Linked DNA regions of Homo sapiens: region 2 is linked to region 1. A link is an interaction called in ENCODE POLR2A ChIA-PET data of the cell type or tissue named here. Cell type or tissue: MCF 10A. All regions are shown on one strand. Links, peaks and the distances in the headings refer to the core of each region. The heading gives the core; the rest is flanking DNA.

Region 1 (16,760 bases), core at 6,801-11,800:
ATGGGAGCAGACATGGGACCCCAGTGGCAGAGCACTTAGGAGGGATGAAAGCAAACTTGCCAACCTGGGCCATGGTTTATATCAGCCCTGGAATCATTGTCCTGGATGAGTACTTGGGTACTACAAGTGATGAGCAGAAGGGTACTACATACCTGCCACTCAAACCAGCAGCATTGACATCACCTGTTAACTTATTAGAATGACAGCATCACTAGACTTACCTCAGGCCCACCAAATCAGAAAGTGAATATTAGCAATATCCCAGGTGATCTTTTTGCACATTCACTTTAGGGAGTGTTGTTCCTTATCAGTATCAAGAGGAATTCATTCCCAAAGTTTGTAAAACTTTCCAGAAACGACCTTCAGCCTGCCACCTAGGCAGCTGGGTTGACGCTTACATAATACTCTTAAGCAACCCTTTGAATCAAAGCCCTCTAAATTATCAGCTTTTCTCCCTCTCTTGTGCACCCTATACCACTGTCTCAGAAAGTATATAAATGCCTTCTTTGAGTTATTTTCTGACTTGGGGTTTCTACCTGGTTTCTGGTCCTTGCTGGAACTCAGCACCTGATACTTGGTTTAAAGGAAGCCTCAGGTCTGTTTCCTACTTCAGTCACAGAGAGAGAGAAAGTTATTGACTAATACAGTTTCTCTCACTAATTATTTCCTACCTCTGATTTTCCACTCCAGGAGTCTATGATTTTTAGGTGGTATGGAGTCTGAATTCAGTTTGAAATAGAGAGAAGTTGGGCCCTAGACAGCATGTGCTAAAGGCCTTTGCTGAACAAAAGGACCCCAAAACAAAGTCAGAGAATAGTTTCTTCCAATTATCATTTGGCTTTACATTGTCATTACATACATATTGAAATCCTTGATTTCACAGGGTTTTACATAGCTAAACTACAGATGGAGGGAGTCAGTGAATTAAAGCCTTTGATGAAGGCCAGGTGCTGTGGCTCATGCTTGTAATCCCAGCACTTGGGGAGGCCAAGGCAGGCAGATCACTGGAACTCAGGAGTTTGAGACCAGCCTTGGCAACATGGCAAAACCCATCTTTCCCCAAAATACAAACGTATCAGCCAGGAGAGGTGGCGCACACCTATAGTCGCAGCTACTAAGGAGGTTGAGGTGAAGGATAGCTTGAGCCTGGGAGGTAGAGGTTGCAGTGAGCCGAGATCACACCACTGCACTCCAGGCAGGGTGACAGAGTGATATCCCATCTCGAAAAAACAGAACAAAACAAACAAAAAGTAAGAAAACCTTGGGTGAGTCCTGGGGTACAAAAGAGAGCTGTTATCCTTACACATACACACACACACACACACACACACACAAATACACACACATTGAGCATCTATTATTACACTGGAAAATGTTGATCCAAAGGTGAACAACTATGAGTTCTGTCCCCACCTCTCACCTCTGGCCCTATGAAGCTTATACCTTGATGGGGAAACATATATGAATCAAATAACTACCAAAATATATGTTACATATTAACAGTGATAAACACTTCTAAAAGAGAGGTACACTCATGCATGCTGGGCTTAATAACTAGGTGGTAGGTTGATAGGTGCAGCAAATCACCATGTCACACACTTACTTATGTAACAAACCTGCACACCCTTCACATGTACCCCACAACTTAAAATAAAATTTAATAAGGAAAAGAAAAAGAAAAAAAAGAGAGAGAGAGGTACAAGTACTGTGAGGACATATTAAAAGGGAGATGGTTCTACTCAGAAAGGTTTTTCTGAAGAAGCAACAAAACTGAGGGGTACATAGGGTTAGCCAGATTCAAGGGTGTGACAGGGAATGGAAGCCCAGCTGGCACTGAGGTCCTGTGACCAGGGGAATCCATGCTCTTTTGAGGAACTGAAACAAATCTGGTGTGAGTGGAGTCCAGAGAAGAAAGGAGGGGGAGGAGGGGCTTGACTCCAGCTGAAGCTGGAGTGATTGTGGAAGTATGTTGGTCTTCATTTTAAGAATCCGGGGAAGTGATGCAGGTTTTGAAGCAGAGGCAGCAGGGCCAGATTTCTGTTCCTGCACGAGTGGTCTTTCTGCCATGTGGAAACAGATTGGAGGAGGGCAAGAGAGGATGTGAGGAACAGGCCAGTTAGGACTGCACTGCAGTCTTCAATGGTAGAGACGGGCTGCTTACACTGTGGAGGTGATGGGGCAATGGGAAGAAATGGGGAGTTCCAAGAGGGAGTTAAGTGATTAAATCAAAAGAACTCACATTAGCATGGCAGGAGTAGGGGAGAGGGAGGTGTTAAGGATGACAAACCGTTTATAAAACAACTGGATGTTGTTCTCTGAAACAGGGATCTCTGAACAAACACCAGGCAGGGAGGTCAGGGTGGCCATGAGTTAGTTTTTAGATATTTTGAGTTGGAGGCGTTCCCTGACCTCCCAGACAAAGATACACAGTTATGAAATTTGAATGAGCATTCTAACTTGGAGGGAGATATTTTGTAACGGGAATTTAAAAAGTAGAAATGACAAAAGTTACTATTTGTTGAATATTTACTCTGTCCCATGGTTAGGAATCTATTATCTAATTTAAACGGTACAGGACTCTGTATGAAAAGACTGATTCTCCCATGTTACAGATGAGGAAGAGGAGGCCCAGAGGGAGCAGCATCTTCAAGTTCTTAATGACTGTGTCACACTGCCCCCTGCTGAGCAGCTATTACGTGCCAGGCTCTCAGGGCGTTTGCATTCCAGTAAGATGGGCTCACGGGTTTTTGTGTCTTCCATAGCAAACTGAAAGAGAACTCATGTGGTAGGAATTTCTGCCATGTGCCTATTAAACTGACATTTGTCTGCAACAAACAACCCACTGGTATTCACATGCACAAGTACATAGGCACACCTGTGCACACAACTTTCTCACTAGTTTCCTCTCTTCACTTTTCTCCGCCAGGATTATTATTTATTTTCTTCTGATACCTGGTTTTAGGTTGCCCAGTGGCAGGTAGGCTAAACATGATGAACTTCGCCGTGCATCCAACAAGAAACACACTCTATCAGCCTTTAATTTCAGAGTCTTAGACAAACAGGGAAGGGATGGGAGACCAGCAGTACTCTTCTTCTGTAAGGTCAACTAAAACTCTTGCTTGCTGTAGGCAGCTTCCTCCACTTACCTATCTGAGTATTGTTCTGAGGATGGTAAGAATGCCACTTCTAAAACTAGCTGAGAAGCAGAGATAGGCTTACTGCAGCATCTAAAGAAAGAAGAACATTTATACAGCATGATCCCTTCAAGCATGTTCTGCTTTTGCCCAAACATTTAACATGACCATGGAAGAATTTCACTATACCCATTACTCAGAAAAGTTTGAGATTTGAAACTGCAAAATTTTTCATAGTTTTCATGGAACAAAACATACAGATCAGTACTGAAAATATAAATCACTCTTAAACATTTGGTTCTTACTATTTTTGTAAAAAGTAGCACAATTGGAAGATAAATTATGCCCCTGTGTTGACATGTATGTATGTGTGTGTGTACAGAAAAAATAAACAAATTTTCAATGATCCATTTTGGATTTAATTAAAATTCAGTTTTGTCTGTAGTCAAGCGTATTTTTGCTGTTTGAAATAATATAAATCTCCTAATCTAAAGACCCTGGCTGGGCACTGTGGTTTATGCATGTATTCCCAGCAATTTGGGAGGCTGAGGTGAGAGGATTGCTTGAACCCAGGATTTCAAGACCAGCCTGAACAACATAGCGAGACCCTGTCTCTACAAAAAAAATTATCCAGGCATAGTGGCATGTGTCTATAGTTCTAGCTACTTGGGAGGCTGAGGCAAGAGGACTGCTGGAGCCCAGGAGTTCGAGGTTGCAGTGAGCTATGCTTATGCCACTGCACTCAAGCCTGGGTAATAGAGCAAGACCCTGTCTCTAAAAATGAAAATAAAATTATTGTCTATAAGATCAGTGACAGTGATGACAGGAGCAATTTTTATCACAAAGTGAGAAGTCTCAAACAATTGAGACTATTGCTGGAATTTTCTCCTATAAATACTATACAACTTGTCTTCCTATATTCAATCATAGTTTTCATGTATTTTAATTCTCCTAAAACTTATATCCAAAAACATAAAATAAATAATATTTAGATTACCCATTGTTAGACAATTCAAAACAATGCCATCTTTAAGCAGAAAATCAGTGCTAACTTCAAGGATTATCTGAGGTCATTGGCCTTTCTCAAACAAATGAGAGAATACACAAACCTATGTTCAAAGGGGAACATATCATTTGAAGAAATTTTTTTGGCAATGTTATTATGACTTATTTTTACTTAAAAAGTAATATATGCTTATTATAAATCATTCAACTATTAAAAGGGATAGAAAATGGCCCCATTTGAAGGAGGGTGGAGAGAGAATATTAGCTGCTTTTCCCACAGTTTCCCTTATTATAAATCATTCAACTATTAAAAGGGAATAGAAAATGGCCCCATTTGAAGGAGGGTGGAGAGAGAATATTAGCTGCTTTTCCCACAGTTTCCCTAACGGCATCTGAAAGCAAAGTTCAGTATAACTCATTTAAAAAATCATAAAATTGTTCACATTGGTGGAAATACAATGCAGGTAATGCTACCAAACCCAGATCAAAAGCAACTCTAAGAGGTTCCATATTTCTGTCTGAGGCCAGTTCCTCCACCCACCTGTGCTCTAGATGCCATTCAACTTTGTTTCATCCCTAACTTTGCACTCTTTCTACAGTGGATCCTCCCAGAATATCATCTGCTCAAATCTCTCTTTTCTTAAAAAAAAAAATCTTTGATTTTACTTTCCTCTATTTTTCTGTGTTTTTTTAACAGCAGCATTCTCAAAAAGGTGTCTGCATCACTACATCCATTTCCAAGAACTTTACTCCAATTTGGTTTTCATTACCATCACTCCAGGAAATAGTGTCTGGTTAATTCCATCAGAAGTTATCGGGTCATTAAATAAAATGAACACTTTTAAATCTTTTTAATCATTCATTCAACAACTAATTTTTGAATAATTTCTATGTACCCTAGTTCTTTATTAAACATCAAAGTTGATTTATCAAACAAACATTTAAAAACCAATTTTGTCTTAGTTTTAACGTTGCTGCAGAGGGCGTTTTCCATTGTACCTATTAGTGCCCCCATTAGAAGGTTTTATGTAATATATTTCTTTTCAACTGTATCTGTGGCAAGATACATAAAATGAAAAATAATATATTATTTCTCCCTAAAAATCATTCTATTTCCTCTTTTTGTTAGACTTTTCTTTTAACTCTGGCCACCAGGAAGCTCAAAAGCATTACCCAAATGTAATAACTCCATTAGTCTTAAATTTAGCATAATTAATTCTCCAAAGGTTCTGATTGTTTGTATATTTCTAACGCTCTTTCTTAATGTTATATGTTTTAGCTACCTCAAGTCCATTTTAGAATGTATTGTGCATAAGCGAGCAAGGCTTTTCTAATGCTTAACAATAGTTTAGAACCAAGTGTCTGCAAATGTGTCAAATCTAGACCAGAAGCTGTTTCTTAAGGACCTCAACTTAATCTCTGCAACCTGTTATATGGTCTTTCATCCTCAGCTTTAGAAAAGTCATCAGTTTGCTAACTGCTTTAGGGATCATAAAACAAAGTTTGTTCCTAAACAGAGGAAAAGTGTCTAAGAAGGAGAAACTTATGCACAGAGCACAGGGTGAGAAAAGGCCCCTCAGAAGCTTTGCTGGCATAAATCCCAAGCTCATGTTACCAGAAATATTTACATTAAAAATATATCTCCAACTTGACCAACTGCTCTAAGGTCAAGCTCAAAATCCTGCTTGGGAATTCTTTGGTTTTATGAACATTTGTCAGCTCAAACTTTGGCTATGATTTCTGTGCCTTCTGAGGCATGAAGGCAAATAGGGCAGAGGGACAGCTGAAAATAGCAGCCCTGATAGTGTGAGGTGAGAGTGAGGGGTTTCTGAGATTTTTCAGCAGGAAGTGTCTGGTTGCAGCGTTAGTAGCCAAGAACTTTCCTTTCACATACTGACCTTTTTATGTGCAAGAATATGCCCACCAGGAGATGAGTGAGTCTTACCTTCTCTTCTGAGGCCTGCTTCTGGTGATGAACTCATTTGGTCCCCTTTTCCCATCCACCTGGAACTCCCTAAGAGGTCTTGCTGGCTGTAGGAGTAAGAGAGGGAGCGATTTATGCAGTTTCCATTATAATTATAGCCCTAGTTTTACTAGGTTCCTACTGAATCTTAAATATTTTCTCCTAAGCCTGACATTAGTGAACACCATTTAAGAAGGCATATAAAATATAATTTTATTATTAATATTCTTTTAAAAAACTAATATACAGATCTGTGTTTAAAGAAAAATTCAGTGAATAAACTATTGCTGTTTCAGTGTCTCTCAGTAACACCACCAGTTGAAGTAATTCTGTGAGAGACTGCATGTACACAGTACCAAAAAGATCATGGTCACACAGAATTGGGGTTAGGGAATGCCACCACTATGCAACAATGTATAAACAAAACTCCAGCTCCCACTCATGTTCCTAGTATTAGTTCTGAACATCTTGTCCCAAACCATGCCTCATATTTTACTCAGTGCAGTTGTCAGGCTTCTTAGTAGACTACTTTTTCACCAGTGTTGGCCATCTCTTGCAATTTAGACCTGACGATACATATCAATCACCTTTTTATTTTGTAGTGCTGCATTCAGATCTGTTTTCCAGTTCATAGGTTCTCTCTTCAGCTGTGTCTATTCTGGTGTTTAATTTGTTCATGAAGGCTTTAAAAAAAAAGTCTTTATTTTCTCTATTCTTTTCTAGAAGTAGTATTTGGTTCTTTTCTTTCTTTATATCATATTTTTATTACATTTTCTGCTATCTCATTTAATTTTAGTCAGATTTAACATATTTATTGTATAGACACTTCCAGACTTTCATATTATCATCAATTATTAGAGTTATTAAATATTGTGTGTGTCTGTGTGTGTGTGTGTGTGTGTGTGTGTGTTGACTCATTGACTCATTGACTCTCTGTCATGGATTTTTAGCCTGACTTGGTTCTTCTTCCCCTCTAGGTAGCCCTATAAGTAAAGCCACCCCTTTTGGGTGGTAATAAGAAGAGGAAAAGCCAAATATTTGCAGGCAATAGACAGTTCCGTTTCTAGGTTAACTGTCCCATGAAGAGCAGCATTTTTGTAAAATTCTTTTCTTATATCACAATTCCTTCTGGTTAATTACATGAATGAATTGAACAGAAGATAGAATGCGGATGTGCAACTTCAGGATTAATTATCTACATGCTCTCGAGATCGTGGCACAAACAACAAATAAACAAAACAGTATCTAGAAGCTCTTTGGAGCAGATAGTCTCAAGTTAATTTTTTTTTTTTTTTTTTTTTTGAGGGAGGTCTCACTCTGTCACCCAGGCTAGAGTACAGTTGTGGGATCATAGCTCACTCCAGCCTTGACTTCCTGGGCTCAAGATATCCTCCTACCTCAGACTCCTGAGTAGCTGAGACCACAGGCACACACCACCACACACACTAATTTATTTTATTTTATTTTTTGTAGAGCTGGAGTCTTCCTATGTTGCCCAGGCTGATCTCAAACTCCTTGGCTCAAGCGATACTTCTGTCTTGGCCTCCCAAAGTGCTGGGATTACAGGCACGAGCCACCGCTCCCAGCCAAGTTAATTCTTTATAAATGCAAATCATCGACCTCATCATTTTCTTTGCACCCACAAACTGCTCCCCATGCATCCCCTAGGTGGCACTCACCAGGCTACCAGTGTCTCTTCCTAGCATCCTTGCCAGGAGGGAGGCCCATTAATCAGGAAGTGAGGTATGTGCATTGTAGTTTCTGTTGGCCACTCAACTATGTTTGCTCAGATTTCAAGTATGATCTTGACTCATCCCACTCTTGAAGGTGCAGAAATAAATACTTTAAGCAGTTTTTTGTTTGTTTTTGTTTTTTGTTTTTTTCTTTTTTTGTTGTTGTTGTTTGTTTGTTTGGTTTTTTGAGACGGAGTCTCCCTCTGTCTCCCAGGCTGGAGTGCAGTGGCATGATCTCAGCTCACTGCAACTTCTGTCTCCTGGGTTCAGGGTTCAAGTGATTCTCCTGCCTCAGCATCCCGAGTAGCTGGGACTACAGGCGCATGCTTTAGGCAGTTTTCTTCTCTATATCTCGTCTTTGTATCCTGAAGATAGTGTGACCTCCAGAAACTCCCCTGTTCCCAAATATAAAGAAATAAAAGCTTAAGAACAGTGAAATAATTTCTCAAGGTCACACACGTAAGTAAGTAAAGGAAATAGAATGTGCACCCTGGTCTTGCTGGTTGCAGACTCTGTGTTTACATTCTCAGCAGTGCAAGGCATAGGGGAGTAGATACATAAGCCTACTGGATGAGAAGTCTTCTCAAAAATGAATAATAAAGGCAGATTTGCTTTATGTTTTTTATTCATATCTTAAAAACTCATGTGAATTTTATATTCTACTTCATAATATTTTGTGTGACTTTTGAAATGAAACTCATATTGAGTTAAACTACCCTGTTTTTATTTTAGTCCCTTTGCCTTTGTAGCATTTCTCTCTTTTTGTTGAGAACTTGGCTTGTTGTCCATTAAGAACTCATGCTTCTTCTCCATAATATAAAATTGTGGTTGGAATATAGCCACCCTAGCAGGAACTAGATTTCCCAGACCTCTTGCATCTAGGTGGGGTAATATGACTAAGTTATACTTCATAGAATATGGGTAGAAGTAATGTATGCCATTTGCAGGCTTGGATTATAAATACCCTTTGGCCCCCCTCTTTCCCCCATCTTCATCTGAGTCCTTGATGCAGATGCCCAAGACAACCTCAAAAGTCATCAATTAAAGTGTTCTCACTTATAAGTGGGAGCTAAATGTTGAGAACACATGGACACATAGAGGGGAACAACACACACTGGGCTGTATTGGAGGATGGAGGGTGGGAGAAGGGAGAGAATCAGGAAAAATAAATAAAAGGTACTAGGCTTAATACCTCGGTGATCCTTGGTGATGAAATCATTTGTACAACATGCCCCCATGACACAAGTTTACCTATATAATAAACCTGCTCATGTACCACTGAACTCAAAAGTTACAATAAAATCATGCAGTAAGGATGGCTGAGCCTCCATCAGTTGAGTCCTTCTCATGAAACAGAATCTCCACCCTCACCATTGCTGCCAACCGGGCTTTATAAGAGCAATATGTAAATGTATATTGTGTTACAGCATTAAGATTTCACCATTCGTGTCTTAGAGCAACTGGCTTTACTTTACTGCACCAGCCCCCAGTTCCAACTTCTTGTCCTTAATTCCAGTCTCTCTTCAGTTCTGACCAGCCTTACCTCTGACTAAGCCCTTAGCTCTGCTCCAAGGGAAAAGAGTAGGGTAGCATTCCTGAATTAGATTCCTATGACTGCTGAAACAAATTACCCCAAACTGGGTGTCTTAAAACAACAGAAATGTATTCCCTCATAGTTCTGGAGGCCAGAGTTCAAGATCAGTTTCACTGGGACAAAATTAAGGTGTTAGCAGGAACACACTGTCCCTGGAGGCTCAGTGAAGAATTCCTTCCCTGCCCCTTCCAGCTTCTGGTGGCTGCATCGCTTAAATTTCTGCCTCCATCTTCACATTGTCTTCATCGCTGAGTTTATCAAATGTCCTTTTTCTCTCTCTTATAAAGACATTTATGATTGAATTTAAGAACCACCTGGATAAAACAGGATATTCTTCCCAGGTCAAGATCCTTAGTCACATATGCAAAGATCCTTTTCCCTAATAAGGGAACACTTAAGGTTGTAAGGATTAGGAACTGATGCCTGTTGGGGCCTGTTGTTCAGCCTACTACACTACCCAAAGTAGCTTGAGTTTAAGACCAGAGCCAAGGACGACGCAGAAAGAAAGAGCTCTTGAAGTCAGGAGGATGGTGAGTCAGAGGATACTAAAATCTTTCACTAACTTCTTTAGTAAAGACAAGAAAACATACATTACACACACATAGTGAGGAGAGAAGTTTGGGAGCTCCAAATAGAGACTCAAACCAAGAAGAGACCCCCACAATTACCTGGCCTGCAAACAGTAGTCCTGAAAAACACCTTGCTGAGGGAAGCTGCAGACTCACCTCTATTTCCTGTCATTTACTCAATTAACACATAGTGTTCCAAACCTACTACAAATCGAACACACTTCTCTGCACTGGGATATTTCAATGGAAAAGATGCAAGCAGAAGTCCCTGTCCTTTTGGTACTTACATTCCAGGCAGGATAGACAGTAAACGACACATTTAATTAGTAGCTAAATCATGTGTAAATAAAAACATTCCTTGTATCCAGTTTCCAAACTCCTGGCATCTCTCCTATTCCCTTGACTCCCCAAAGATTAAAAATAGAAACCAATAAATCACATCTGAGGGTTCTCTCTTCACTTGTTTTGCATTTGGCCTGTGTTTAAAGAAGCTGTTTTTTCTCCTACCAATATTTTCAATTTATTTTTATTTGGGGCAAGTTTTTTTTTTTTTTTTAGCACACAGTAGGTTATTGCATAACTTTCTATTGATTTTTAGGTTAGAGAGAACTGTCTTAGGGCAAAAATGTATTTTGCACTGGACAGCTCCAACTGCACAGCCTTATACTTCAGTATTTATATTTTTGTTCATCTTTCTTTTCATCATTACATTCTCTTGGCCCTCTCTCCCCATTTCTCCCATATAAGTTCATATGGGGCTGTACAGTCAGCAAGAGACAGACACAAGCTGTCATTGCCCTACGGACACCCTGGCTACTCCTGTCTGCCCTGCTCTCAACAAAACCTGATGAAAAGATGTCTCTGCAGTCAAGCGTTTAACCTCCTCACCTCTCCCCTTTGCCCTCTGCCTTGTCTGAACAGCAGTGGGGGAAGGTGGGAGTGAGAGAAGAGATTAAATCAGGTGGTTGAAAGCTAATACCATCTCCCAGCAACTCTCAAAGTCAACCCAGGAATTTAAACTGTAATATTATCCCCTAGGAAAAAGGAGCAAGAAAATGAGAAAGTCATTGTCTTCCTGGGTTTAGGGTTGGGGTGCTCAGGCAAGGCTGATGACAGGGGTGGGACAGCCTGGCCTTAGCTGGGGTGAATCTGGGAGAGGAAAGAAAAGTGGGGCTTCCACAGACATCCATGTGGGAGCAATCCAAATCGTGCCTGCCAAGCCTCCAGGGCTCTGGGGGACATTCAGAAACTCCAAACAAGTGCATGGAAAGATATGCTTTGTTTTCTTTTTGCCCCCGCTGAGAAATGCTGCCCATTGTGTTTCCGTGGGAGGCTTTTGTGGCTAATTTTGAAAAATGAAGTGAACAGGTAAACTGGAGCTAATGGCCTCAACCTCAGGGCAGACATCTGGGGCGATGTTGACTTTGTTGCCAGAGAACCAGCTGGCCTTTGCACTCCACTCCCCCTTCCAGGCCCGCTCCCTGCAGGCCTCCAGGGGGGCTTCAGCTTCTAATGAACCAACTGCACAGTCCCTGACGCTATAGTTGCTGCTGCCCAGACTCTTGTTGAAGCTCCATAAATGTTTGTTTTATGAATAAGCACGCACTTGGCACTCCTCGAAGATAATTCTCCTTTATCCTGAGAGGCAACAGTTTCCCAGCTGCCCTTCTCTTGCCAGGGGAAAAGAGTACCATCATATATACTCGCAGATCCAGGAAGAGACAGACTCGGCAGAACTGGAGACCAAAACATTCCTCATGAGTTTCTCCTAATGACCAAAGTGATGGGAATGAAAGTAACCTCCTATATGCTGGACACTGCTCTGATGAGGTGTCTAGCACATATCCTTACAAGAATCGTGGGACACACTATGTTTTCCATTTATAGATAAGAACAGTGGAGGCTAGTGCATGTAATAGACCTAAAACCACAAAGTCATCTAGTGCTAGATGTAAAGTTAGATATAAACATGAGTCTAATTATTCAGTGCAATGCTTAAGAGCGTTGCTTAGAAGGCTGAATTCCTGGATTCAGTTCAGATTTGCCAATAGCTTGCATTGTAACCATAAAAAAGTTAATTTACCTCTCCAGACCTCATTTTCCTTATGTACTAAACAAGAGGAGTAAAGGTTCCTGCCTCTTGGATGTTGTGATGACACATGAGATAATGGCTGTAGAAGATTTTAAAAGTATCCCACGCAAATAAGTGCTCAAAAGCTATTTGCTGTCGATATTACAATGTCAATGATCCTTCCACACAACTGCAGATTGTTCCTAGAAGGTAAAGAGTTGCCCAATTTCTAATAAATACTAGAGAATACTAAGGTATATGTGGATGTCCCAGCTGGACTGTTGGTCTGATTTAGATGATCATCTTTGGGTAGAACAAAGGGTCCTTCCCCATTCAAAAGCTGCCAGCCCTGAGTGTGAGAGGATGTGGGGTGAGAAGAACTTGCCATTTCTGGGCTGAGGACTGAGGTCTGCCTTCCCCACATTACCCTGGTTATGGTGACATTGATCTTTGGCACCAGAAGGTCCGGTAAGCATCAGCCCTACCAATGACTGGGAGTCTCAAGGACATTCTAGAGTGGAATTCCCCAGTGCCACTTCCCTATCCTTTGCCCTTGTCTGGTTCCATAGACAAAAAAGAGAAAAAGAAGGTTGGCAGGTCCTTCTTCCTGCTAAATGGTCCCATCTTTGAGCCATTTATTTCTTTATTCATTCAACAAAGTTTTCAACATTTATAATGTTCCAGCCATAGGGTTAAATGCAGCACAAATAACAAAGAGAAAAATAAAGACACGTACAATTGCACATGTATAAGTTCACTGCAGGAAGAGTGCTCAGCCCCTTTGTAGGCTTCACTGTGGATCGGAAGTGTGGATGTCTACACAAAAACACACCACAAGCAAAGAACAGGGAGCCTTCTGTTGATGTGGATGTCACTAATCATTTTATGTTACCCACATGGAAAACTCTTATGCCTGTTTTTCCTGTTCTGCTCCCTGCCCTTGGGCTTCCAAATTTTGCCATCTCAACACTTCACTGTTCTGCTTCTTTCACACAATTGTATTCCCCTGACTTCATGTCTGAGCTTACAGGGACTGTCAGGCAGGCCTCCAAGTTAGCCCTCATACTTTCACAAAGAGCAAGTCTGCATTTCCTTCATCCAGAACATCAAACAGAGTGTCTCCCCTGGGCCCCTGATATCCTTGTTACCACCTCGTTAATGACTGTATGGGGGGAAGTTTTATGAGGCATCAGGGCTGATGTAAACAGATATGGGAGGATGGATGTCTTCTTGCCTGCATCATCATGGGGTAAAAGCAGTACTGACCCTCTTGTGTATCCTCCCAAGGCATCAGCATGAACTTCCTGGGCTTTTACCCTGTGCTACCATTTGCTCATGAGTCTGGGGAGATATAAGAAGGCAGTTTGTTCAATTCCCACCTATGAGTGAGAATATGCGGTGTTTGGTTTTTTTTGTTCTTGCGATAGTTTACTGAGAATGATGATTTCCAATTTCATCCATGTCCCTACAAAGGACATGAACTCATCATTTTGAACAATGAGAACACATGGACACAGGAAGGGGAACATCACACTCTGGGGACTGTTGTGGGGTGGGGGGAGGGGAGAGGGATAGCATTGGAGATATACCTAATGCTAGATGACGAGTTAGTGGGTGCAGCGCACCAGCATGGCACATGTATACATATGTAACTAACCTGCACATTGTGCACATGTACCCTAAAACTTAAAGTATAATAATAATAAATAAATAAATAAATAAATAAATAAATAAATAAATAAAAGAAGGCAGTTTGCTGGAGGAGTTTGGTGGCTCAACCTCAAAGCACACTGGAAATTCATGTGAGGATAGAGTGTCAATCCTTCCTGCTGTCATGGTGGCTGCAGTGGAGGGTTACAGTATTACAGTGTCCAGAATAGCAAAGGCATGGCTACCTCAGTTTCCAGATAGTGTTACCTGGTAGTTGTAGACAGAGTGCCCATCACAAAGTGAATGCTTAATAAATCTTAGTTGAATGGGTGATTCAATAAATTAATAAATGAGTGAGTGATGGGAGGGGTGCGGAAGTTTCTGTTCTCCTATGATGACAAGAGTCAGTACAGTCTCGAAACAGGGGTTAGGGTGGACAAGAGCCTGACTCTGGAGGTGACCCAAGTTAAACTGAGTTTTGTTTGTTTTGCAACGGGAACAGAGCTTCAGGGCAGGTTTCTAATAATTTCACGAAAACTGAGTCATAAGCCCAGGCATCAGTACTAAGCACAAATAACTGGTGTGATAAAACAGATAATAATGGGAAAAATATATTAAGCTTCTACTATATGTCAAGAATTTTCCAAATGCTTTACATTTACTCTTCATAAGCAAACACTATCACATACATATTATTTTTATTTATGAAAAGGAAGAGAGAAGTTAAAAAAAAAAAAAACTCTTCCATTCTTCTAGTGCTGAAGTTCAAATCCAAGTAGTCTTATTTAGGAGACTGCATTCTGAAGACAACTACAGGGGCAGGGAAAAAATTCAATTGAGTGGGCAGGTGAGTGTTTAGGGCTGCCCCTAGACAAAACAGCAAGACCATGCTCAAACTCCACCCCTAGGGGGAGCTAGACCAGAGCTAAAGGGTTGACTCAGGCACTGGACAGCGGTGTGATTGCACGTAGCCATCTGCCTCCAGGGGGTGGGCATGGAACAAGCTGTGTCAGGCTGCAGCTGTGGACAATGGTGGGAAATGATGCTCCTGACTTTCACTTTCCTTTCCCTCAAGTCTCTAAATCACCCTCCTATCTACTCACGGAACATCGGATCTCAGCTCCATGCAGGTGGATCCCAGATATACATTTTCATTTTTAATTTATCCTCCATGTTTCTGTTGCACATTTCCAAGTTCTTTCTGATTATCTGCCCTATTTCCTGTCAGCTCCTCAAGCTTGACTCAAAGTTCAAATCTGGGCTCATCTTTCTACACAGTTCGAACAGTCTACTTTCCCCACTCGTTTTGACTGTCCTTGACACTACCATTCTCTCACTTTTAAGAGAACCAGAGCTCAGAGTCTCAAGATTCATCTCTTTTTCTTTGCACAATAAGAAATCATTGATGAAACCCTGTTAATTTTCCTCTTTTAACTTAAGAAATATTATTACTGAAGGTTCTGTTAGTTTTCTACCTCTGCAGCTGCTCTTTTGTCTGCATCTCCACTCCTCTGTCCATCCATGAGTTCAGTTGCTTCTTGTTTAAAATAGTGCATGGATTCTGGATTTATTCTTGCCTCCAGTTTCTTTCTCCTTGGTTCCATCTTCTACCTGGTGCCAAACCGATCTCTCTAAGTACTTTTCTGAATATGTCACTCCCCTGAGCAGCAAGCTTCAAGGGCTCTCCATTGCCTGCCAAATAGCATCCAGATTCCTTGTCATGGCTTTTCACATCCACTTAGATCTGGTCTCAACTCAGTGCACATTTATTGAGTCCTACTTAGTGCCAGACCCTGCACTAGGTGTTGTAAATGTAAAAATAAACCCTGCATACTTCCGGCCCTTGGAAAAGAAAAGGAAGATAAGCTGGTCCCACAATCTCTAGCCAGTGCTTCCCCCAAATCCTGCCCACTGCTGAAGGTGTAAAGTTGGATTTTTGCTGTTCTCCAAAACTTCCTCAGCACTTTCTTACTTTTGTGTCCAGGAACTTCCTCACTTCAATCTCTGAGTAACCCCTAACCCTCTTCTGCTGTAATAATTTTTCCTTCATGAAGAATCCATGAAGCAGACACATTTGGAAGAGGAATGCTTCTTGGCAGTCACCTTTACACATCTTTTGATGATGGATCATGATCCATGTGCATTATAGCTTTGTGTCTACCTATTATCTCTCCTACACTGACATTCTCATAACTGATATATAACAGAATGCTATTGCATACAGTATTAATTTATGCATGTTATTAAAAAGAAAAATACATGATTTTTGGTTACATTACATTCAACACAATTTAATAGTGTTCTCTCCTGAATGCTTTCTTACAGACTACCAGTTGCATATTATGCATTAAGAATAGCCAAGAAAACAGTGGAGTATGTATTTTCAAAACACACTGAAATATAGGATATTTTCTTTGCACTTATTTGTTTGTTATATCAGTTCACAGACTGGACATGGTGGCTCACTCCTGTAATCCCACTTGGGAGGCCTATGTGGATCGCTTGAGGCCAGGAGTGCACGACCAGCCTGGGCAACACAGTGAAAACCTGTCTCCACATACAAAAAATAAATAAATTAGCTGGACAGGATGTGGTGGTGTTTGCCTGTAGTCTCAGGAGGCTGAGGAGGAAGGATTGCTTGAGCCCCAAGAGTTTGAGGCTGCAGTGAGCTATAATCATGCCACTACACTCCAGGTTGGGTGACATAGTGAGATCTTGTCTCAAAACAACAACAAAAACAAACAAACAAACACAAACCCAAACATCAATTCACATCCATCGTCTGGTATTAGTGTTCTACAAAACACAGTTTTAGGAAGCACTGTCCTGGAAAGTAAGATCATTGAATAATAATGTTAATAGTAATACTTTTTTTAAAAAGGTTTTTATTTGTTTTATTTTTAATATTTGCTCCATGGTAGCCACTGTAGCAAGTGTTTTTATATCCAGGTTTTTATCTAACTTTCATGACAATCTGATGTGTGGATGCTAATTTTAACCCATTTTTCAGATTAGGAAACAGAAACTCAGAGCAGTTAAGT
Region 2 (16,760 bases), core at 5,114-10,113, 53 kb after region 1:
CTGTAAATGTAGTTTCCTATAATACAGAGAAGATGGAAAGAAGGGTAAGGAATATATCCGAGTGCAGACAAATGACCAGCACAAGCAGTAGGTAATAGGTTGGAGAAGTGGGATAAATGGTACCCATCTCGTTGGGTTTTTACCATGGTAGAAGAGGCTGTATGTGTGAACTTCTTAGCACTGTGCTAATATGAGTTGAGTGTGTAACTGGTGCATGGTCTCAATTTATGTTAGTTTAATGACCTAGCATTGGCTCCTAGATGTTTTGACAACTGAATTCGTGCGTGGGTCTGGGACAATAGACCAAGAAGAATGTCAGGCCAGAGAAAGGTGTCCATAAGAAGAATACAAAATGCAGAATTCAGAAATAGCTGTTGTGCCAGATGAACAAGATAGGGACTATAAGAGAGAGCCCTAGCAGCTGCCTGGTTTCATTACAAGTCCCACAGGACAGGCTGTGCCTAATATTAGAGCCAAATCCTGGTTCTCAAAGCAAAGCATGAGCCACTTTCAGCCAACCAGTCAAGGTGAGTTGATGGTGTGCTCACTGGGTGGATGAAGTTGCATGTGGGAGTTAAGAAAGCCCTATATTTGGAAAGCTAATTGTCTGTGTCCCCTTTTCCCACTGATCATTGATAACTGGACATTGATAATAGTATGGACGTGACAGGGTGAGCATAATAGAATATAACGTAGAAATGTGCTCCCCATATGAGCAATTAGGTTATTAGGTTTCCTAAAGACCAATGCAGTTGGATATATTACTCTGGATATATGCACTTGGTATATCATATAGGGTGCTTCTATCAAACAAGGCACACTCAAAACTGTTTAGCTGGAAAGAATTTAATAAAGGGACTGTTTACAGAGGTGTGGACTGAAAGTTGGTGGGGCACCCAGGAAGCAGCTATAGAGAAAGCCAAGGGGAGGGAACTGGGACTGGTCTAGTGAGAGCCATGGAACATGCCCACCTAAGAGGAGCCTTTTTAGCTAATGTCAGAACTGCAGTGAGGCAGGGAGAGAGTAGGGGTATATATACTCCCAATTCTCTCTCCTTCTTATTTCATGTATCTTGCCAGTGCCTCTTTTTTTTTTTTTTTTTTTTTCTGAGCTTAGCAAGAAGCAAAAGGTCAAAGGACCTTGAGCAGTGCACTCCTTAGGAGTCAGCCTCCAGAGACACAGGGTCACAAAAGGCCAATAATTCATTAGGGAGGAGGGTAGTGGCAAGCCTAATATCTCACACACAAAGTGTCTCAAACTTTGAGAGCATCAAAAGATGGTTCACTCTCCAGTTGTCCAGCCATAATCTTGAACCACTTTCCATTGGCCAATTTCACCTGGAGATCTCACTCATTTGAAGTTAGGACAAAGATCTGAATAGAATCTACAAACTAAAGGACTTACTCAAGAGAGAGTCTCTAAAATGGTGTAGCTGTAGCAGCCCATGTGAGCTGACGATTAAACTTACAGAAATTTTGTGTTCTAGTTGTTAGATGCAGCTGTTAATAAAAATTACATTAATAAACTTTAAGCTAATAAACTGCATTTTAAAAGGTAATAAGTAAATACTCAAAATTCACTATTTTCAATTATTGTACTGCAATCCATGCTTGTGAGGTTGTTTACATCTATTATATCCATGTGATGGAAATGCTATATAATGTTGTAGTACTGTGGGTCCATTCTCAACATTCACATTCAGTGATTCAACATTGATAGCTTAAAATTGGCCACAGTGGTCAATTTTAAGTTCACACCATGGAAAGTGGCATATGCTACAAATGAAAGTTTGTTCCAGGGGAGCTGGTTTTTGAACATTTACCAGCACAGCGCTCGACTCTCCCACCTCACTTCACCCCGCCCCCCATCAAACCTTGACCAGACTTTTGACAATGAAGAAGGGAAAAAAATGATGTCAGAAATCCTTAAGTGCCTTTCCTTTTTTTTCAGGAGCAGAATCATTCGTGGGAAAGGCAAGCACTAGCTTCTGAAACTTTGGCTTTTTCTCCCTTGCCTGAAGATTAAAACAAACAAAACATTATCCTTTTCCATGTTAAGTCTTTAAACAATTACAGCAGGCTTGAGTCTGACACCCTAAAATAGGAGGGTAAATTGGAGAAGGGCCAAGAGTATATGAAGTGGCAGACTAGGATTAGGCAGCATGTGTGGTTGTAGAACACAACATGCTGAGATGCAAAGAGGCCTGCAAGAATGGGAAGTTCTTGGCTGGGCGCAGTGGCTCATGCCTGTAATCCAAGTGCTTTGGGAGGCTGAGGTGGGAGGATTGCTTGAGGCCAGGAGTTCAAGGCCAGCCTGGGCAACATAGCAAGACCCTATCTCTACAAAAACATTTTTTAAATTAGCCAGGCACTGTGGCATGCTACACGTCCCAGCTGCTTGGGAGACCAAGGCAAGATGACTGCATGAGCCCAGGAGTTCAAGGCTTCAGTGAGCTATAATTGCTCCACTGCACTCTAGCCCAGGTGAGAGAGCAAGACCCTGTCTCAAAAAAAAAAAAAAAAAAGTGGGAACATCTTTATTTATCAATACTCCTCTTTACCAGAAGACTATACTGGAAGAGGGTGGAATTAGTAAGACAGACCTAGATTTGTATTTCCTAACAACATAATATTGAGAAGTCTTCTTGTTTTCTTGCCTACAAATTGGAGATTATAATCGTTACGTCATAGAATGGAAAACATTGAGTGATGGAGTATATGACACAACTGACACAATTTATTTATTTATTGATGCATTTGACAAATATTATCATACTATGTTCAAAGAACATATTGAAGAAAACCTATGCAGTCCTGCCCTCATGAAGATCATAGTTTGGCAGGTGAGACATACATTAAACAATTGCACTTAAAATAATTTCATTATGAAGATGACCCTGCTGAAGGAGCATATGTATCAATTAAGCTAAGCCTAGAAAGATTGGGAAACATTTGGATACTCGATAACACTTGTGTTTTCTTTCTCCATTTCATCCTTCTTTCCTATAGTTGTAGCTTTTCTCCAAAGCAGCTGAAGGCTGCTTTGCCCTCTAGCAGGCAGACAGGAAGTAATGGAAATAACACCCCTGGGATTATCTTCACCCACCATGAGAAATGATTCTATGGCATTCTTTGTCTGCCAGAGTGTCCTCAGCAGAATTAAGTTCCAGATGTCCAGGGCACCTATTTTAGTTGCTGTCCTTTTATTCTTATATCCCTGTTTGCCAACAGGTGTTTTCTGCACCTCCCAAATACGCTACTTGCACACAATTGACTCAGAGCTGATCTTATGGGAACCCAAACCAAGAGAACTCACCTCTCAAACTCATCTGTATCCCAAAGCACTTGTATCTCCCCAAATTGGGTGCAAATGTGGCCTAAAATGCAAGAAAAGACTTCCAGGAATAGATTTGTCATATAAGGTATGATCTGAAGCAGGACATTCTGAAGGGTGAAGGAAGCACCATTGAACATACACCAAGAACACAACAGGCATGAACTGGGATTGTATTGGGCAAACTAAGATGCATGGTCAGCCTGTTTGGAGAATGTTTAACTCTTCCAGAAAGACATAAAGGCCAGCATTCTGGTGGCTAACTGGAAGTCTGAGCACTCCTCAAGAGAAAGCAGCTTATTTGTCAAAAACTCAAGACTTATCTGTCATTCTCAGAGCCAACAGAGCAGCAGCCTCCCATGATGCACAGAGAAGCACATTTCTACCCAGATCCCTCATGCAAACTCACAGTTTTTAAGAGAAAAACAACAAAGATTTGTTAATGTCCTTCACCTCTTTGGGGCAGCTGCAGCTTTTTAAGAGCCAAGGGGTCCCCAGTGAATGCAAATCACACCAGCGCATGAGAAATGATTGACTCTGAGAGCTTTGCCGAAATGACTACTAATGTTGAAATCACACTCAGCTCAGTACATTTCCTGTGGGCTGGTGCTGCAGTGGGTGTACTGGGGGCAGGCAGGGGGGATTCCCAAAGAGGGAAGTTTCTATGCAAACCCCGCAGCCCAGATCAGGTTTCAGCCTCTCTTTGCTAATTCCCCTTGCATTTTTCTTTCCCCTAAAACATTTAAACTTAAATAGCTATATAAGTTCAAATGTTCTTTTATAGAGTGAAATAAACAGCTTTTATAGCCTGAAAACAGCAAGCTTAGAGATCAACTGTTCACCACTGAAGCAGGCATGTTTAAGCTAAAGAAATAGATGGCATTCTCTTCGTTATCGTTAGCTATATTTTTCCCCCAAACTAATAGGAGGTAGCATATAAATTAGCTGCCATATAAGTTGTCAGGGAAAGAAGTTAATGCAGCCTCCAGGCATTTTGCTGCAAGGCTGCCCCCCTCTGGCTCCCACCACGACCCACAACATGATTTGTGCAGAAAGCAAGATGTTTCAGAAAGAGCAGTTCAGAGGTGGGGCAAGTCCTCTGAAGGGGTCCAGGGGCTGGTCACTATCTCTCCACCTACTGGTTACTACTCCTGGCTTCTCAGTCCATCTTACACTTTCTGTCTCCAAACATATAATTCAGGTTAAAGAGAAATTTGGCAACCCATGGTTCCTAAACGACATTCGATGAGCGAGTTAGGTGGAAAGGCAGGGAAGCATGGGGAAGACAGAGGTACAAGGAACACTTCCTCCCCTTTGCTAGGGCTGACCTTTTCATTTCAGGGAAAATGAGTGTCTTGCCTTTGGGGCTCTTCTTTCACCAGGGGACTACGAAACACCTGGAACACTCATGCAATAGGCTATGTGGTAGAGCCTGATGCTGGATGTCCCATGGCTTGATTATTTGCACTGAAGTAGCCAATTCTTCTTGATTCATTCAACAAATAGCTTTTGGATATCTGTTATTACCAGGTATACTGTAGACTTATCACAGAGCAGCCCTCACGTGATTCCGATGCCTCAATACCTCTCTTTTCCCCAGCTTTCCTTTAAAAATGTTGCAACATCCCAACACGTGCCTTCGCAATTCATTCCCTTTCTCTTTCTCTACAGCCACACTTTGCATCCCTCTCTAACGTGCACTCCTACAACATGAGGCATTTTCTCATATTCCCAAAGTCTACCCTCCTCAAGTGACTGAAGCCCTATTCTGGCCCCCTCAGCCTGAAGGTTAATCTTTAGCAGGTTAGTCTTCTCTTAATCTTTAGAAACTATAAAATGTTTGTATTCTTTTGCTAGGGCTGCCATAGCTAAGTGTCACAAACTGGGTGGCTTACACAACAGAAATTTATCCTTTCATATTTCTAGAGGCTGGACATGCAAAATGAAGGTGTTAGTCAGCATGGTTGGTTCCTTCTGAAGGTTGAGGAAGAATCTCTTCGTGCCTCTCCCCTAGCTTCTGGTGGTTTGCTGATGATCTTTAGGGTTATTTGGCTTGTGGAAGCATCACCCTGATTCTGCCTTCATTTTCACATGCCATTCTCCCTGTGTGCATGTCTCTGTGTTCAAATTTCCCCCTTTGTATAAACATACCAGTCCTATTGAATTAGGGCCCTAATAACCTTATCCTAACCTAACTAATTACATCTGCAATGACCCTATTTCCAAGTAAGGTCACATTATGAGGTACTGAGGGTTAGTTAGGACTTTTGGGGGAGAGATACAATTCAACCCATAATACTGCCCTTTCCATGAACCCATTCAACAGAGTGAGGAGCTCAATCCCCCCACCTTCCTGGACACATAATTAATTTTGTACAATGCCCATGATATAGCAATGAACCTATTTTTCTTCAATTGTTTGTTCAACTGTCTCCTGTATTTTTTTTTAAGTTGCCTGAGATCATGACTCCATTTAGTCCCTCTGTTACAGGAAAGGGGTCCCGATCCAGACCCCAAGAAAGGGTTCTTGAATCTCACTCAAGAAAGAATTCAGGGCAAGTCCGCAGTGCAAAGAGAAAGCACATTTATTGAGAAAGTAAAGTGATGAAAGAACAGCTACTCCATAGACAGACTAGGACGTTCCTGAAAGTAAGAGGAGGAATATGTCCACCCTAGGTACAATGCTTGTTTATATACAGGATAAGAGAAGATCACTGGGAGACGTGCTCTGCTACAGGGTTTGTGACAAAGGATTGGTTTTCTTAATTACTATATTTTGCAAGAATCAATATTATTATTATTATTTTGAGATGGAGTTTTGTTGTGTTGCTCAGGCTGGAGTGCAATGGCATGATCTTAGCTCACTGCAACCTCTGCCTCCTGGGTTCAACTGATTCTCCTGCCTCATCCTCCCAGATAGCTGGGACTACAGGCATGTGCCACCATCACTGGCTAATTTTTTTTTTTTTTTTTTTTTTGTATTTTTAGTACAGATGGGGTTTCACCATGCTGGCCAGGCTGGTCTCGAACTCCCGACCTCAAGTGACCCACCCACCTCAGCCTCCCAAAGTGCTGGGATTACAGACATGAGCCACCACGTCTGGCCAATATTATTATCTTTAAAGCAAAATTAGGAATGCCTTTGTTCTCAAGATATCGGGATATTCGGAGAGTCCCAAGTCTGGATCTGTTTAGTAAACATTATCAATCTGTTCCCTTAAGTGTAAATATCTAGAGGCTAGGAATACCTTTCTGGAAATGCAACTCAGCAGGTCCCAGCCTCATTTTCCTAGCCCTCACTCAAGATGGAGTTGCTCTGGTTCGAACGCCTCTGACACCTTCAGATGTCCAGTAACTATTTCTTGAGTAAATAATAGCTCATTCTGAATTTCCCCCTCTTTGCTAAGGACCAGAGGGAAAGCATGAAAAGTAAATTCATAAAGACACTCCTAGCTACCTTCCTTTATCAGAAAGGAAAAAGGGTGTTTTCCAGGGCTATCAGATTCACTTCTTCTTGTGACCTTTTCCCCTTTAAAGTCATTAACCTTCTGCTCATTTCTCCTGCTCTTGCTGTTTTCCTTTTTATTTATTTCCAACTCTCCTTACTTCCAGCTGCATATGCCCCTGATATGTGTTGAATCTAAACAGTTATTGTCATGAGGTTGAGGGAAGTGTGGAAAAGTAAGAGTTTATCAAAGTTTTCCTAATACAATTTATAGGCTGTCAGCAGTTGTTTATGCCTTCATATTAATTCTGGGATGTATATTTATTTTATTCTGAGGATATAATATGATGCATAATTGATTTTGAGAGTTTGGAATTGCTTTTGTAAAAATGTGGGTCTTGAGTCATGAATCCTAATGCCTGGCTACCAACAGGATTTTGTTTCAAGTTTCTTCTTATTCGGGAGAGAAAGTTTCACACCCTAGTGTGTTCATAAAAATGGAGAGAGTGTTTGATCTTGATCTTGCAGCAGGTTTTCTGGGAAGTTCTTAGTTGGGGCTACATGTACTACACATGGCAATGTTTGAAGTGCTGGCCAGATCTATAACCCTTCATTTGGTCATGATTCTTCCAGTCCATTCCTAAAGAAGGAAGCTAAGGAGCCATGTGTATACTGGGTGACTGCTCCTTGGTCCTACCTGAAGAGTTCATGGGCAGGTACTTGACTCAAGAGGAGCCAATCATCCTCGTTCTTGAAAATATAAAGTAAGCTCACAAAACATGTGGTAAGATTGAGATTGACTCTGGATCAATAACGTCATGTAAGGTTAGAGCCAGGGTTGCCACCACAAACCATAGGCAAATGCAAGTTCTAGGTAAATGGAAACTTACAGCCGTACAAAGGAAGTGAGCTGCATAGAGGAGAATGCAGAATGTGTGCAGAGGAAAGCAACCACATGAAGCCACATTGACAAACATCTAGCTTCCAGGTTATCTAAGGACACATTTCCCTTTAATATGCCCCAGGAGATCTTCTGTTTATTGTGGCAAAACAGTCCATGATGAAGATCCCTTTGTGTGGAAGCTCCAAGAAAAAAAGGCACAACATAGTCTATTCTGATTTAGAGTTTAAAGTAAAGGTAATTTACTGGCATGTAGTTTCCAGGAGTCAGGAATCCAGGAGCAGCTTAGCTGGGTGGTTTTGGCTGTTGAAGCAACAAATGGGCTATTGGCCAGGTGTGCCTTCATATAAGACATGCCTGATCTGCAAAATCCACTCCCAAGGTGTCTCATGCCTGGCAAGTTGGTACTGGTTATTGGCAGGAGGCCTCAGTTCCTCACCACATAGTCTTCTCCGTAGGGTTGCTTGAGTGTCCTAATGATAGGGTAGCTGTCTTTACCCACAGCTAGGAGCCAAGAGAGAGCAAAGTGGAAACATATCGTATGATCTAGACTTGGAAGTCACACCTTAATTTTGACAACATCGTATTGGCTCATGGTCAGCCCTATTAAGTGGGAGTAAGGACCACACAAAGACAAGAAAACCAGGAGGAGGAGATCATTAGAGGTCATCTTGGACCCTGGATATCACAGTCTGTGACTAAGAAAGACACTAGACTAATTAATAAGAGAACAAATTGAGGCAGTGCTTTTTCCTAAGCCTGCTCCCAGGCATTACCCATGTATATATGATCTATCTGCCAACACCACCTTGTCTTCCTACCTGTGTGCATCGTGTTCCTGTGTTTTCAATGTCCTTCCTTTCCACTCTTACTTAAACTCTCTACTCATCCTCATCCTCCTAGGCCCTATTTGCATGTCATGCCTCTTCTACTTAGCTCTTCCTGATCTTCCAGCACCTGGCAATAATAGATTGTAGCCCTCTGTGTGTTTCACAGTGCTCCCTGTATAGATGTCTTTTTACATTGATTCTACTCTGTGGTTGCATCTTGAAACAGGAACCTTGCTAAGAATCGAAGATAGACAACAAGGCAGGGATTGGTTATACAGGTTTTGGAAAAGCTGAAAACCCAGCAAGCACAGTCTGGACCCTGGCTAAGGCCTGAACTGGGCTGTGACTCCCTGGAGTCCAGTCTCAGTCTCTGGGTTAATCTCAGGACCTCCCTAGAACTGCCAACTCCAACTCAGGATGGCATGATCTGCTGAAGGCTGAAATGAACAGTGCTCAGTAATTCCAAACCAGCACTGGGAACATCTCAGAATACATGTTATTTTCCCAGGTTTTCAAATTACTAAGTTGCTCTCATCTGTCACTTGGTGGTGAGTAAATCCAGAGTGATTCCCTGGAAAGACTGAATTGGAGCTTATGTGTGGATGGACCAATGACCTCAATTCTCTCCTTCTTTTTGCTTGTTCCTTCCAGCCTCCTGACAGGGAAAATGAATCAGGACATTTTCCTCTGGAAAGTAGGGAAAGACATGCCCTGGGCAGAAGAATGTGTGTGTGTTCCTTCTAAAGGAGACGCATACACCAGGCCCTGGGAGGAGCACCCAGAGGATGGAGAATGAGGTTCTGTTAGAGGCCTGTTTAGCAAAGTCCTGATGCAACCTTTTAGAGGGTTCTCCATCCCTGAGAATTAATCCTATTAACTGCCATTTGTGGCTGCTTATTATGCACCAGGCACCATGCTAACCTCCTTACATCATTATTTCAATTCAAGCTTATAATACTTGGCAAGGTAAGTATTATTATTATCATTCCCATTTTGCACATGGGCAAACTGAGGCTCAGAGAGGCAACACAACCTGCTCAGAGTAAACAGTGGCAGTGAGATTGGAGGCAAGGAGTATCCAAATCTGCACCTGCACTCTAACTGGAATACTATGTTGCTTTCGTACTGAGCCCCTGAGTATTCTTGACTCTTCAGGGCTACTATTTGCTTACCTCTTAAAGGAGAAGATGAGCGTGCGCAATTCTTAACACCCAACACACATTAATAAGTCAGTCAATGACTGCCTCCGCAAGAGCAGGGAGGTATGAGCAAGGCCACCGTCCATCCCAGTTGGCCCAGTTCATGCCAGTTGTCTCAATGTTCTATTGGGTTTAGAATTTATCCCACTCCCTATTACCCTGAAAAGTCCCAGTTTAGGTGGCACATCCTATGGTCACCCCATGTAGAGACCCTGTTGGCTTCAGTGACTGAAACAGTAGCTTCTTGAGAAATATTAGTCTCAGGGGAACAGTGACATTCCCAGACTGAGGTGGTAACCCCTAAACACAACCCATAGTCTTAAACTAGGCAGCTGAGGGCCCTGCAGCCAGAAGTGTCCCACACCCCAAATGCCATCGAGCCTGAGGGTCTCGCCCCTTGACCTTGGGTCCCTGGCACCATGATGTGTCCAGCCCTGTTTTTCTCCCACTTTCCCTTTGCCTCTCACTCCCTGCATACATGTCCCCCTCCCTCCCCTGAGTCTGGTTACTAATAATGCTCATTCGTGATGAAAAGCCCCAGCTCTGTGGGAATCACATAGTAAAGGAATGTCAGCATCTGCCGGCCTGGGTCATGCCGATGTCAGTGGCCTCAGCCTCCTCTGTGGTCACTGCTGGCCCAGGTTTAAAGACATTAGTCAGCCTCAGACATAACCCCTCCTTGGGGGCCCAGAGCTTTGATCCTTTGCAGGATTCTGACCATAACCACATTCCAGGCCCTTGCAAGTTGTAAACGGCTATGTCTGCCCTCTTTGGATGCCTATGGTACTTTGTGCCTCTCTTTCTTTCCTTTCATAGTTGAAGTCCTCATATTTGCTGGACATGTGCCTGGGTTCTTCTTCTCCAGACCTCTGCCTGGCTGGCCCTTTCTCATAATTTATAACTCAACTGCCAAGCCTTCGATGCTGAGAGGCCTTCCATGACTACCTTCCCAAATTAGCCCTAGGCACACAGCTTATTAAAAGTTAAATTACTCTATTTAGTTTTATTGTTTGGTTTCTCCACTGGAATATGAGGTACCCAAAAAGGCCAGGTATAATGTCTGACTTTCCATCACTGTCTCCCCAGTGTCTGGTACTGGCTGAATATCAATATTGGCAAGATCTGGATACATTTCCTTTTGCACTGTGCTTTATCTCCCAGGGCTGTGATGATTCATATTCCTCTAAAAACAATCACTTGGTGTTTCACTTTTGCATTCATCTGGGGAACGAGTCAACTTTCTATATTTTTCCATCTGACACCTTCTTAAACTCCATGAATTCTCTAAAGTCAAAGACAATAACTCATGCTTTCAAGTGGTTATTTTATTATCCTAAGATGAATTGTTGATTGTTACGACCGAGGGGGATTGGGTGAAAGTGGGATTATGAAAATTATTGGGTTTTGAGGACTACTCTGTGCCAAGAGCTGGGCAAGAAACTTTATATACTTCAAAGAAACTAATAAAATACATAGGAAATTGCTTTGCTAACAATGATCTGGTATCTGGAAGACTGTTTAGAAATCTTAGTTCCCATGGTTTGGTGATGGTCACCATTAGTATTTGCAGCATTAATTTACCATTTCTTGCTTCTCTCCTCTATCCTTTGTTTTGATATGCCCACGTTTCCTTCATGTCTCATTGTAATTTTAGCCATCCAATAACCTTATATATGTTATGACTGTTATAGTTACATTTAAGAGAAACGTTAACTCAAATGGACTTAATTGATAAGGGGAATGCAGTGGTTCATGTAACTAAACAGCCCAGGGGTACCCACTTCAGGTGCAATATGATCCAGTACTTAAATGTTATAACAACGACTGGGTTTCTGCCTAGTTTTTCTTGGCTCTGCTTGTTTATTGTGGGCAACATTTCTGAAAAGCTCTTCTGTAGGTCTGAGGAAGAGTACCAACTGCTGAGGCTTATAGCATTCCTCCCTCGTGTCCTGTGTGCATGTTGGGTAGGTAGGGGCTTCTTATTTCATTCTACAAAGGAATAAGCCATCCTTTCCTTGCAAACTCAGAAAACATCCTCTCAGGCCAAAGGTGCTGGTTGGGTTACATGCTCGGTTCAGAAGTCATCACTGTGGCCATGATGGAATAGGCAGGTTGTCCTAAGCCCATCAGACACCCTGGGCTGCCAGTCAGTCTCACCTCAAATGCACAGTAGGGTATGGCAGAAAAATGAATTCCCCTATTGGAATTTAGCATACTGTTGGATAACCCAGTAATGAGATACTGGGAAGAAAACCAAGAAATATCCCTGCTATAGTCTACCTATAGAGTCAGGTAGGTTTTTTGAGATGCCAGTCGATTGTTAATTTGTTCAATGAAGGAACTTTATTCTACCACCTACTGTATGCCGAAAGAGCTGAGGTTATAGAGATAAATATGGTAGGGCAACTGCTAGTGAAGGGCCCAAAGTCCACTGTCAATTACTGTTCACCAGAACAAGGCTCCAACAGAAATATGGATTCCTGTGAGAACCCTGAGGAGGAAGTTAATATCTGGAGAACTAAAGGGCACAGAGTAGAGGTAGCACCTTCCGTAAACCTTAAAAGATGTCTGGTTTTCTTGGTAGAAGGGGTTAGGGTGAGAGTGGAGAGAAGTCACTGCAGGGCAGAGGGACTTGGGTATGCAGTGACATAAAGGCTTGAACATGTAAGGGTTTCTAGGAGAGGTGGAAAGCTACGTGAAGAGGGAGCCCAAGATGAAGGGATGAGAGAAACAGGAAGGAGGAAGATAAGAGGAGCCAAGCTGTCACAGGCTAAATGGACCAGCATTCAAACAACTAGTGATATTATATGAAAGGGTTTTGTTTGTTTTTTTTCATTTTTGAGACCGGGACTTTCTCTATCGCCCATGCTGGAGTGCAGTGGCATGATCACTGCTCAGTGCAGCCTTGAACTCCGGGGCTCAAGCAATCCTCTCACCTCAGCCTCCTGAGTAGTTGGGACTACAGGCACACACACACTTATGCCCAGCTAGTTTTTATTTTTATTTTTGTAGAGACAGAGTCTTGCTATGTTGCCCAGGCTGGTCTTGAACTTGTGGGCTCAAGCGATCCTCCCAAAGTGCTGGGATTACAGGCATGAGCCATCACACTCTGCCTGGCAGTGGATTTTTAACCACAGATCAGAGAGAACTGGCTAAGCAAACAGAGAAGAAGTTAGCTTTTTATGTCTCACTATAAAAGAATATAAATTATGTATATCTTAAAAAGTTAAATTTTAAAGTGAAACTATAAAAACATCTTGGGCTAGAAAAGACATTATTAAGTCTTTCACAAAAGCTGGAAAACATAATGACTAAAACTGACACGTAAATATTTGAAGTCTCTTAAAATTAGCAACTAAACATAAAATAATTTTTTTTTGAGACAAGGTTTCACTCTGTAACCAAGGCTGGAGTGCAGTGCTGTGATCACAGCTCACTGCAGTCTTGACCTCCTTGGTTCAGGTGATTCTCCCACCTCAGCCCCCTAGGTAGCTGCTGGCACTACACATGCACACTGCAATGCCCCAATGCACAGCTTTTTTTTTTTTTTTTTTTTTTTTTTGGAGAAACAGGGTTTTGCTATGTTGCCCAGGCTGGTCTGGAATTCTTAGGCTCAAGCAAGTCTCCCACCTCAGCTTCCCAAAGTGCTGGGATTACAGGCGTGAGCCACCATGCATGGCTGCACAAAATTTTTTTTCAAATGGAGAAAGTATCAGCCGTATATGTGAAAAATAAGTGTTTATTATCTTCAATATAAAAAGAGATCTTATAAATCAACTATAAAAATATAAAGAAATGGGCAAAGACTTGCAAAATAATAAGATTATGAAAACATATTCATTTTGATTGGTAACAAAATGAATGCAAATTAAAATAGATTATACATTTTCTATCCAACTGATAAAGTTTTTATTATTTTATATTTAGTTATTTATTTATTTTGAGATGGAGTCTTGCCCTGTCTCCAGGCTGGAGTGCAACGGTGCGATCTCAGCTCACCGCAACCTCCGCCTCCTGGGTTCAAGCGATTTTCCTGCCTCAGCCTCCCAAGTGCGCCACCAGGCCCAGCTAATTTTTGTATTTTTAGTAGAGATGGGGTTTCACCATTTTGGCCAGGATGATCTCGATCTCTTGACCTCGTGATCCGCTCGCCTTGGCCTCCCAAAGTACTGGAATTACAGGCGTGAGCCACCGCACCTGGCCTAGTTTTTATTTTTATTTGTTTTACATAATACTTACTAGTGCTGGCATGTGGTGGGTACCCTTTTACTAGCATAGTCTTTCTGAAGGACAGTGTTACAAAAGCTATCAAAAGTGTTAAAAATAAGACTGCAGTGTCACCAGTTAGAATTTATTTAAAGTACATCATTAAGGATATGAACATAAAAGTATATACAAGGATGTTTATCTTAGCATTGTTTATACTAGCAAAACATTTCTATAAAAGGAAATAACCTACTGTTCAATAACAGGTCAAATTAAGCAATGGATATCTATACTGTGCAACATTGTCCAGTCAATTAAAATTGATTTGGTTGATAAATATGTATTGACATGGAAAGATAGATATTAAAGTTTACAAGTATGTTTTAAAATGTTATGTGTATTCCAATACCAATTTTGTTAAAATTTATACATACACATATACATATCTGCTCTAGAGATATAGCAATTATCCAGAGTGGTAAAATATAGACTCTCTTTTTCATTTATTGTATATCTGTATTTTCATTTACTCTTTCATTTTTTCTATCTGTTATTCTTTCTGCTAAATATTAAACACATAGTATACAATAAAATGCATAATTTTTATGTAAGTTATTAAGTTAGGAAGCCATTCAACTTAAATGCAGTGAATGTGATGTTCAGGTGATGAAAGTCTGGATGAGGAAGAGGTAGAAAAGAGAGATGGAGAAGTGAGTAGTCGAATAAAAGCTCACAGAGGGCTGGGGTCTGGTGGGTAGGACTAGAGCAGGATGGCTATTAGAAGACCTGGGCTCTGGCTGACCAGGCAGGAGAACTGGGTGTAGCACACAGTGTGCGGGGGATGGGGACTGGGATTGGGAGGGGCTTAACACAATCTCTATATCAGTGAATGGGTGAATGAGTGATTAGATGGTTGCATGATAGAAAGCCCAAGAACTTTAGTTCCTGCAAAATAGGGATACTACCTCTTCTTCTTTTTCAAAAGGTTTCTGTAAGCATTCAAATATATTCTGAATATAAGGTGCTTGCAAGTTTTAAGGGTATAATTAGACATGAGGGATTACTGGTTGGTATCCTTCACTATTGCAGACTGTTTTGGGAATAATTAAGGGTGATGTTTTCAGAGTAGAAGACCTCTATAGAGGAGGAACTCTGGCTAAACAGAGGTTCCCTTCTTTTTTTTCCCCTGTAGGTTCTCACATAATATTTGGTAACACTTATGTAGGCCTTAACCCAGCATAATTCTAAGCACTTCTATATATATTAACTTATTTATTTACACAAAAAATTGTGATATAGTACAGTTATTTGATAAAGATCTAGTGGCTATTATGGGGCAGAACAGGGTTTGAACATGGGCATTTTGGCCCTTAAACTAATGCTTTAACCACTATTATTCCATGTCACATGTTGAGTCCCAAATGCAATAGGACAGGTGGATGGAGGATGAAAGACAAGAGGATTAGGTAGGAGGAAAGAGGATGAATGTAATAAAAGCTTCGTCCTGTATAAATGACATGCCATAGTGAGGAGACATTTAAAAGGGGAAAAATCATTTCCATTTAACTTGTCAAGCATTTATTGGGCCCCTTCTCTGGCAAGGAACAGAGCCATAGGGGGTTAAGCAGAGTGAGAGGCTCTCCCCTCTGTTCCCAATGAGCTAATAGGGAGAAGCAGTTCCTAGCAGCCAAATTTGCTCCAATAATCAGGGAAGATTCTGTTTAAAGAATATTTTCTCTGTCATAAATTCACAAATAATTTCCTCTGCCTGGCTCAGAAATGTGGAACTTGACATTGCCAGGAGAAAGAGGTGAACTCTCAGGGCCTGAGGCATCCCTGAAGGCAGGGGCCTGGCTGCCAGTGGAAGCTTTCCTCTATAGAAACTGTAGATTTGGATCTTGACGTCTGAGTGTCACCAGCCAAGATGCCTATTCTTGGTCCTCCTACCTCTGTGGCTTCAGTGCTCTGGTGGGTACTTAAGCATTCATTGCTTATTGAACTTGCCCACTGATATGGTTTGGCTGTGTCCCCACCCAAATCTCATCTTAAATTGTAGCTCCCATAATTCCCATGTGTCATGGGAAGGACCCAGTGGGAGGTAATTGAATCATGGGGGTGGCTCTTTCCCACACCATTCTTGTGATAGTCAATAAGTCTCATGAGATCCAATGGTTTTATAAAGGGGAGTTCCCCTGCACATGGCCTCTTGCCTGCTGCCATGTAAGACATGACTTTGCTCCTCATTTGCCTTCCGCCATGATTGTGAGAATCCCCAGCCATGTGGAGCTGTGAGTCAATTAAACCTCTTTCCTTTATAAATTACCCAGTCTCAGGTATGTCTTTGTTAGCAGCATGAGAACAGGCTAATACACCCATAGTACAGGCCACCCTGCCACATTGCTGAAGAAAAGTTGGCCTCCAATCTGGGACAAGAATGGTGCAACTTGCCTTACGAAATGCAAAGAAAAACTGGTGGGCTGTTGTGCTAAACAAAAGCCTACATTATGATTCAGAAATCTCCCTCCTCAAGAGATGCAAGTTGTGTATTCATCAGAAGACACGTACAAAAATGCTCAAAAATGTTGTTTTGTTTTGTTTTGTTTTTTTGAGACAGAGTCTCACTCTGTCACCCAGGCTGGAGTGCAATGGTGTGGTCTTGGCTCACTGCAACCTCCACCTCCTGGGTTTAAGCGATTCTCCTGCCTCAGCCTCCTGAATAGCTGGGACTACAGGCACGTGTCACCACATCCAGCTAATTTTTGTATTTTTAGTAGAGACGGGGTTTCACTATGTTGGCCAGGCTGTTCTTGAACTCCTGACCTCGTGATCTATAAAAATGTTTAATT

Evidence for each region. ChIA-PET counts read pairs that join two places held together with the same protein. Peaks named below come from ENCODE experiments on the same cell type or tissue, not always from the same donor. Only the 100,000 strongest peaks of a DNase experiment are listed, where the experiment ranks them.
Region 2: POLR2A ChIA-PET joins it to region 1 with 5 read pairs; 3 of 35 experiments call an interaction of 5 or more read pairs at or near these places.

Annotation. Positions count from the first base shown.
Region 1 is chr20:39,872,136-39,888,895 of GRCh38, reverse strand. No RefSeq gene overlaps it. Among named protein-coding and RNA genes, the nearest start is that of LINC01370, 120 kb to the left of the region's middle. In MCF 10A, for the core only: a CTCF peak has its summit at 7,785 (motif pointing right); DNase peaks (open chromatin) are centred at 7,805 and 9,905.
Region 2 is chr20:39,817,037-39,833,796 of GRCh38, reverse strand. No RefSeq gene overlaps it. Among named protein-coding and RNA genes, the nearest start is that of LINC01370, 180 kb to the left of the region's middle. RefSeq lists an enhancer at 7,644-7,773. In MCF 10A, for the core only: no CTCF peak of the experiment used is centred there; a DNase peak (open chromatin) is centred at 8,056.